Linked DNA regions of Mus musculus: regions 2 and 3 are each linked to region 1. A link is a loop called in an ENCODE intact Hi-C map of the cell type or tissue named here. Cell type or tissue: gastrocnemius. All regions are shown on one strand.

The links. Peaks named below come from ENCODE experiments on the same cell type or tissue, not always from the same donor. Only the 100,000 strongest peaks of a DNase experiment are listed, where the experiment ranks them.
Region 2: it touches region 1 in a loop (3-fold over the local background); 9 of 42 quality-filtered maps call a loop at or near these places.
Region 3: it touches region 1 in a loop (4-fold over the local background); 30 of 42 quality-filtered maps call a loop at or near these places.

The regions. Positions count from the first base shown.
Region 1 is chr10:19,490,284-19,492,783 of GRCm38, reverse strand. It overlaps Gm33104 (predicted gene, 33104), which reads right to left. Exons shown (of 4, transcript NR_152784.1): 2 at 1,767-1,829. Among named protein-coding and RNA genes, the nearest start is that of Gm33104, 4.8 kb to the right of the region's middle. In gastrocnemius, a CTCF peak has its summit at 1,102 (motif pointing left); a DNase peak (open chromatin) is centred at 1,083; H3K4me3 peaks cover 475 bases; H3K27ac peaks cover 1,185 bases.
Region 2 is chr10:19,667,933-19,670,432 of GRCm38, reverse strand. Gm33332 (a long non-coding RNA gene) reads left to right here. Exons shown (of 4, transcript XR_380146.2): 2 at 1,151-1,282. Among named protein-coding and RNA genes, the nearest start is that of Il20ra, 43 kb to the left of the region's middle. In gastrocnemius, no CTCF peak of the experiment used is centred here; a DNase peak (open chromatin) is centred at 1,131.
Region 3 is chr10:19,692,241-19,694,740 of GRCm38, reverse strand. The region is part of intron 1 of Gm33332 (a long non-coding RNA gene); the gene reads left to right. Among named protein-coding and RNA genes, the nearest start is that of Il20ra, 19 kb to the left of the region's middle. In gastrocnemius, CTCF peaks have their summits at 890 (motif pointing right) and 1,448 (motif pointing right); DNase peaks (open chromatin) are centred at 943 and 1,440; H3K27ac peaks cover 188 bases.

The sequences.
Region 1 (2,500 bases):
CCAGCCACTGTAGGTGGCACCATCCCTGGCCTCCTACAAGAAAGCAGGCTGAGCAAGCCATGAGGAGCAAGCCAGTAAGCCGCACCCCTCCATGCTCTGTATCAGCTCCTGCCCTGAATGAACTCCTGCCCTGTTTGAGTTCCTGTCCTCACTGCTTTTGAGGATGAACTGTTCTGTGAAACTTGGGGCTAGAAAAGCCATTGAGTCACTTCTGTAAGAGCTTGCTGCAAACAGTAAAAAAAAAAAAAAAACCTGGAGGCCTAGCTTGTGCAGTGTCAGCGGGAAGAAAAGACTCTACAGGACATTTTGTGTGAAGGATCTGTAGTTTTGGTTAGCTGGGGATGAAGAACCATCTGTGATGAACAAGATACCAGAACTACTAAAGTAAAATCCTTGCTGGATACTCAATGCTGGTTGGCCAGAGCTGAGAATTTAGCCACGATTACGAAGAAAGCAGCATTGTTGGGGTAAAACTTTCGGGGGAAGTGTTTTCAAGAGATTCAGCACACAGAAGCTGTGTTCCAGACAAGGCCATAAGTTGGACCTTGCGCTGGTAGCTGAACTTGATAGTGCGCCAACAAGGAAACACTGCCTTGAGAGCCTCAGTCTGTTGGCTCAGTCTCAGATCTGATCTCTGGGCCAGAGCTTTTGGTCCGAATCTCAGCTCTGGTACTTGGTATTTGGTATTTGTATGGCATGAGCACGTGATAAACTTCTGTGTCCCGGTTTCCTCATTTGTAAATTTCAATTAAAAATCATAGACAATGCATCATATAAATGCACACGTGATTTTAATGTACTAGCAACAGTGTTTACACTGCAAAGGTTGTCATGGCAGCTGCTTGATCCATGTACATCGCTCAGAACGATGTAGGGTACATGCTGAGCTGCATAAAGTATTATTTTTGCTTTTGAATTTCGTCCGTTTCACATTGGGGGTGGGGACACATGTTTTTGTACTTAGGGGTTTTAACTTGGAAATCAGAAAACGGTTCTGGTTCTAAATAGCTGGAGCTAACCAACAACCTTGCGGGGGGGGGGGGGGGCGCCTCACCCCATCACAACCGCTTGAGGATGCTGCCCCCTGGTGGTCCTTCTCCGGGGCTTCTACCACTCTGTTTCAGTCATGCCAGAATTTTGTTTGTCTTCTCCTTCCTTTAATCTAAAGGTCAACCTATCAGCAGCTGCAGCATTCCCTCACAAGCGTTTCTCAAAACACAGTTTGTAAGTCGCAGATGTACATATGCATTTCCACCGTTTGGGTGGCAGCTAAACGTTATACTTTTGGTAGGAATGTTTAGAAATGGTGAGAAAATTATGTGTCCACTCAGAGCACCTATTATGTAATCTTTTTAATTGATACACTTGAAAATGAGGTAAGTACCTGAGGATTCAAGCAGAGTCCTCTTTAGTACTGATATAAGCATTCATATTTAAAAAAATCATTCTTATGGACTCTAGGATAAATGTCCTATTGCATACCAAAATATAGAGTTTAAAAATATTAACGTCATTACTTTGACAAAATTTCTCAGGATCAAAGAGATAAAAGTTACAATGTTTGCACTTATGCTGCACATGTGTACTCTGTTTGGTCCTGTTTTCACCTGGTCATCTGCAGTGCCCACCCCAGCAACCTCTATCTTATTTCTTCAGGAATTTTCCACAATAACAAACAAACAAACATAAAACAAACAAACAAAAACCATTTGTTTTCAAGAGGAACTATGCAAAACTCTTCCTTTTCGGTTCTTTTGCAAACTTACATGACCCTGGAAGGTAGCTCAAGGGCGGATCACCTCGTCTGGATCACCTCTGTTACACAATTCCTAGCACCAAAAAAGGCAACATCAGAAGATCGGTGAATACTTTTTTTTTTCCTTTTAACACATTTGCTATCGTTTCTGATGGAGAATAAAGAATGAGTCTGAAGTTGTTAGGCGCTCGCTCAGCCGGCTGGAAGCCCGACATTCTCTCTATGCTTCTGCTGCCCGGCATTGTGGACAGAACATTACTCAAACCACAGGCTCCAGACTCCCAGGTAACTGAAGCCAGCAGGAAGCTCTGTTTGATATCAAGTGTGTGCTTTATCGACCTTTTTGTTGTGATGGGAAGAAGGGAACCAGCTTTGCTTTTATCTTGCCCTGTCGTAACATTGCCCAGTAGGTGGAGGCTTTTTTGGTGCACTGTGGCCAAACTCTTTGATAGATGCTGAATTTGTGATCATAAATTTTCTATAATAATAATAATGATAATAATAATAATAATAAATCAATGTTCTTTCCATCACCGTTACTAACATAAAATCTTACACAGCCACGTGTTTTATTAAAGCGGATCTAAAATTCTGCATTCAGGAACCACCACATAGAAAATACAACTTAATTTTCTTTCCTAAGAGACAGAAGCCTGTCCGTCCAGGGACAAAGGCTTACATCTAACAAAGCAATTTTGAACTTTGGAGTCAACCATATAGACTTTGAGCTAAACACAGTCTCGG
Region 2 (2,500 bases), 180 kb before region 1:
AGCTGGGGTATCTAACAGTAGTGGCTCAGTCAAACTTCAGGGTCCAGATTTGGATGTTTGGATCAGTGGTTTATAGGCATAACTTACCTTCAGATACCAGAGAGTTTCTTAGTAGAAAAAACAAAAGCAGAGCAAAGAAGTCCTGATTCTAATTTTTCCTCCTGTATGTATATGTATATGTATATGTATATGTATATGTATATGTATATGATGTATATGTATATGTATATGTATATGATGTATATGTATATGTATATGTATATGTATATGATGTATATGTATATGTATATGTATATGATGTATATGTATATGATGTATATGTATATGTATATGTTGTATATGTATACACACACACACACTGGCAAGACTGCCCTACAAATTTTGGCTTCTTTTTAGCAAGGCTCGTTACAGTATCACAGCAAGAGGTTGCCTGGATTTTCTGTAGTGTGCTCCAGTGGCTTCAGAGACGTACCCATCAGCATATACTATGTTCTTAGAAGAAGACAATGCCACATGGATGGTGTGGTCCCTAATAGAAGTGACCGTCTACCAAGATTTTACATGCAAAAGTTAATGTAAAAACTCTCAAAAGATGCCACTTTTTATAGTATATCTGAGAGTTTGAAATAGCTTGCAATTCTGTATGAAATGGTGAGAGAAATACTCAGAATAATACTAGTTTGTCCTCATAAAAGTACTTGTGTTAGCTTGGATTTAATAATAAAATACCACAGCCTTAGTGGCTTCTAAAATACATTTTCCCTCCACAGCTCTAGGGATTGGACAGGTTTTGAGTCTGCTGAGACCCCATGTCCTGGTTCCTGGGTAGCACTTTCTTGCTGTGTCATTCTCAGAGGGTAGAAAGATGAAAGTTCACTCTTGTGCCTCTTTGCTAAGAGTATTAATTTCATTGATGAAAGCTCCTTCTCCATTCTCTAAGGGTCTCTGTAGTATCCTGGCTAAGTGTGTATCTTCAGTATCCTCCACAGCCCGGGGATTTGCTTATCCCCCAGCTAGTTGCTCTATTTAGGAGAATGTGAAACACCTGTAGGATGTGGATCCTGATTGGCAGAATTAACTCACTGGGGGTGGGCCTTGGAAGATGATAACCAACCTCTGGCTCTGATCCCACTCTCTCTCTGCTGCCTAGTCAACCATGATGTGGCTGAGTCGGTTTCACCAATCTCGATGCATAATGTTCTGCTCAAGCATCTGGGGCCAAGAAATGATGAACTTCTGAAACCATGACCGAAATTAGCCTTTCCTCTTCTGTCTCTGTCAGGTATGATTACCATAGCAAAGCACAGTTCCACTTCCTAGTATTGTCACCTTGAAAGTTAGAATGGCAACATATGAATGTTCCCCTTTTACGAAACACAGATTTGTTTCCCATGCAGTAGAATCTGAATATCCTTTCTCCTCCCTCAACCACTGCCAGCTTCTCCTCACTTCCTCTCCCGCCCACACCCTTTCCCTTTCTGTCTCTCATCAGAAAAGAATGGGTTTCTAAGAGGTAACAACAAAATAAAATATAAGAAGATAAAACAAAACCATCATATTGAAGTTGGACAAGCCAAGCCAACAGAAAAATAAGAGTCCCAAAGCAGGCCCAAGAATCAGAGACCCACTCGTTCACCCAGAAGCCCCACAAAAGTATTAAACTGAAAGCTTAGGATATATGACAATAGCTTCTTGTTTAAAATTTTATTTATTTACATCCCAAATGCTGCCCCTCTTCTTGTTCCTCCTCACAGAGACTCTCCCCCTTTCACCTCCCCTTCTCCCCTGAGAGGGTTCTCCCTGTCCCTGTATCTCCACCAACCCTGGAACATCAAGTCTCTGCCAGATTAGGCACATCCTCTCCCACTGAGGCCAGACAAGGCAGCCCTGTTGGTGAACCGATACCACAGTCAGGCTACAGCTTTAGGGAGAGCCTCTGCTCCAGTTGTGGGGCTCGCATGGAGACTGGGCTGAACGTCTGCTCTGTACATGCTGGGTCCTTGTTTCAGCCTATGAGTGTTCTTTGATTGGTGACTCAGTCTCTGAGAGCTCCCAGGGGTCTAGGTTAGTCGTCTCTGTGGGTCTTCCTATGGGGTTCCTGTCCCCTTCAGGGACTTCAATCCTTTTCGCAAAAGCGTCCCCGACCTCCATCCAATGTTTGCCAGAGCGTGGCTGTGAAGCTTGGTCAATCTGCATTTAAACTGGAGCCCAGATCAGTGCCCTGGAAGCTGAACTCAGGGAGTCTAGGCTTACTCTTTGGTGAAGCACAGAAATGTAAGCCAAGTTCAGGGAGTTATTTCAAAGGTCAACGGAGAATGGAAGTAATACTTAAGATCCAAAATAGGAATCCTTACATGTCAGGCACAGATGAGAGCTTTACCAGATAACACACCCACAGATGAGTGTCCATGAAAAAGCTGTCACATGAAGTCAGACAAAAGAATGTGCATCCACTCCTGTCACTGCAAGTTCTTCTGAGATCATATGGTTTCATATTTTC
Region 3 (2,500 bases), 200 kb before region 1:
TCCCAGGAGCTCTGGCACACCCAGGATTTCAGGATCCCAGGATCCCAGAATCCCAGGATCCCAGAATCACAGGATCCCAGAGACATCTGAACTCTGAGGAGTTCTGACACAGCCAGGATCAAAGGAAGGACAGGCTCCAGTCAGACAAAGCCACGACAGGCAGCACTAGAGATAACCAGACGGCAGGAGGCAAGCGCAAGAACATAAGCAACAGAAACCAAGGTTACTTGGCATTATCAGACTCCAATTCTCCCACCATAGCAAGTGCTGGACACACCATCCCACCAGAAAAGCAAGACTCGGATCTAAAATCACTTCTAATGACAATGATAGAGGACTTTAAGAAGGACATAAACAACTCCCTTAAAGAAATACAGGAGAACACAGGTAAACAGCTAGAAGCCCTTAAAGGGGAAACACAAAAATCCATTAAAGAATTACAGGAAATACAATCAAAGAGGCAAAGGAAATAAACAAAACCATCCAGGATCTAAAAATGGAAATAGAAATAATAAAGAAACCACAAAGGGAGACAACCCTGGAGTTAGAAAACCTAGGAAAGAGATCAGGAGTCATAGATGCAAGCATCACCAACAGAATACAAGAGATGGAATCAGAGATACAAGAGACACAATCAGAAATGAAAAGGGCCTCATAACAATGAAGTATATCTTAAAATAATTATCCCGTTTGCTGAATATTAACAGTTGAAAATATTAAAACATGTTCTACAAACGTCAAACAAGAGAAAGCTATAAGAAAATATAATTTTGAGTCATACATTTTTAGAGATTTAGTTTTATTTACTTCAGAATACTCATTTGTTTTTATTTTATGTGTATGGGTGTTTATTTTACCCTGTATTTATGTCCAGTCACCATGTGGCCACAGTGTCCAAAAAGGCCAGAAGAGGGCACCATATTCCCTGGGACTAGAGGTATGTGGTTCACTCCACACTGGTCTTCTGGAATATCAGGTGGTGCTCTTGACCACTGTAACCCCATAAAAATCATGTGTACAGTTGCTGTATGTACATATGTGTACCATGCGTGTGCCTGGTGCCTGAAAGTCTCATAAAAGGGTTTTGAGACCCCTGGAACTGCAGTTATGAGTGGTTGGTGTGGGCTTTTATGAGGATGCTCAGATCCTCTGCAAGAGCAGCAAACTCTCTTAATCACTGGGCCATCTTTCTAGCCTCCATTTGTCATGCTCGCAATGTATTTTAAAGCTCTAGAGAGGGCAGAGTGCTTATACTGTAAGTGTAAGCTGCCGGGGGACATGGGCAGGAAGCATCGGAGAACCTGTTCTGCAATCATCGTCTTCCTGGAATGCCTCTTTCCCGGCTTATGAGGACAGGGGCGGGCATCAGCTTCTGGGGCTAAGCATCAGCTCCAACATTCTCAGAAATGGAGTGCCTAGCACAGCAGAAATGTGACCCATCGGCCACTGGATGTCACTCTCTGCTCATACTCCCAAGTCTGGCTGTCCTTCCAGGCTTCTGCAATGTTCTCATAAGAAACACGCCAGAGGGCAGAGGTTCACCTGTGCAGGACCCCCTCAACATGGGATCGTCTGCAGTTCCAAAGTGAAATTGATTTTTGATTCTCAGCAGCGTAGACAGAGAAGAGATGAGTGGGCTCGAGTGGGCCTTTCCCATCTAGGCACTTAGGTGGTGCTCGGACAGAGCTCTAGGATCTGTCAGTCAAGAGGCGGCAGGCTCACTTACAGGGTCACAGCTAGAATCAAGGACTGCTACTCACGTTAGGTTCACATCCGACATGGCTTGCATGTAAACAGAACACCGGAATCCCTTCATCGGAAAACAGAACAGGAAGTGCAAAAATGGGGCTCAGTGACCAGTGTGAAATTGGGCCAGCTTTTTTTCTTGGGAAGAACTTTTTAACAGCAGAGGTTACCACTTGAACCAGAAGAGACCCTAGCACCAGTTCCTTGAGGGTTTCCACCTATGTGCACGGTCTGAGAGTTCCCCCTTCCTACCTACCATGGTGACACAAGCTGCTTTGACCTCTATCTATTACTTACCCCATCATCTTTGAGCCAATGTACCTACTTATCATTTAATCAAGGTTTTAACAAGTCTGGAGCAATTTGCTACAGTCCCCGTGGGGCATCTCCTCTGGAGAGGGTATTTACTCTGTTATTCAACATGACAACATTCGTTTATCGGATGCTGTTTTCTGAGTTCCATACACTGGTAGGTTGAGCAGGGACACAGTCCATGCAGTACCCGTTACTGAAGAATTGAAGTATTTCCGTGTTGAGATCTTAAGGTAGAGGGCACCGATTGCTTTGTAGATATCGTCAGTGTGTGGAGATGGACTTGACTTTCCCATGTGGAGTAGCTTGACTTACTCAGCTACTCTGTGTCCAGAGGCAGCTTCATGAGGTCTTTGTGCCTTTGAAATAAGTCCTGTGGCAGCCTCGGGGAAGCTGTGTGAAGGCTGTTCGTGAACAGCCAAAGAGTTTTGTTTTAAAGTTA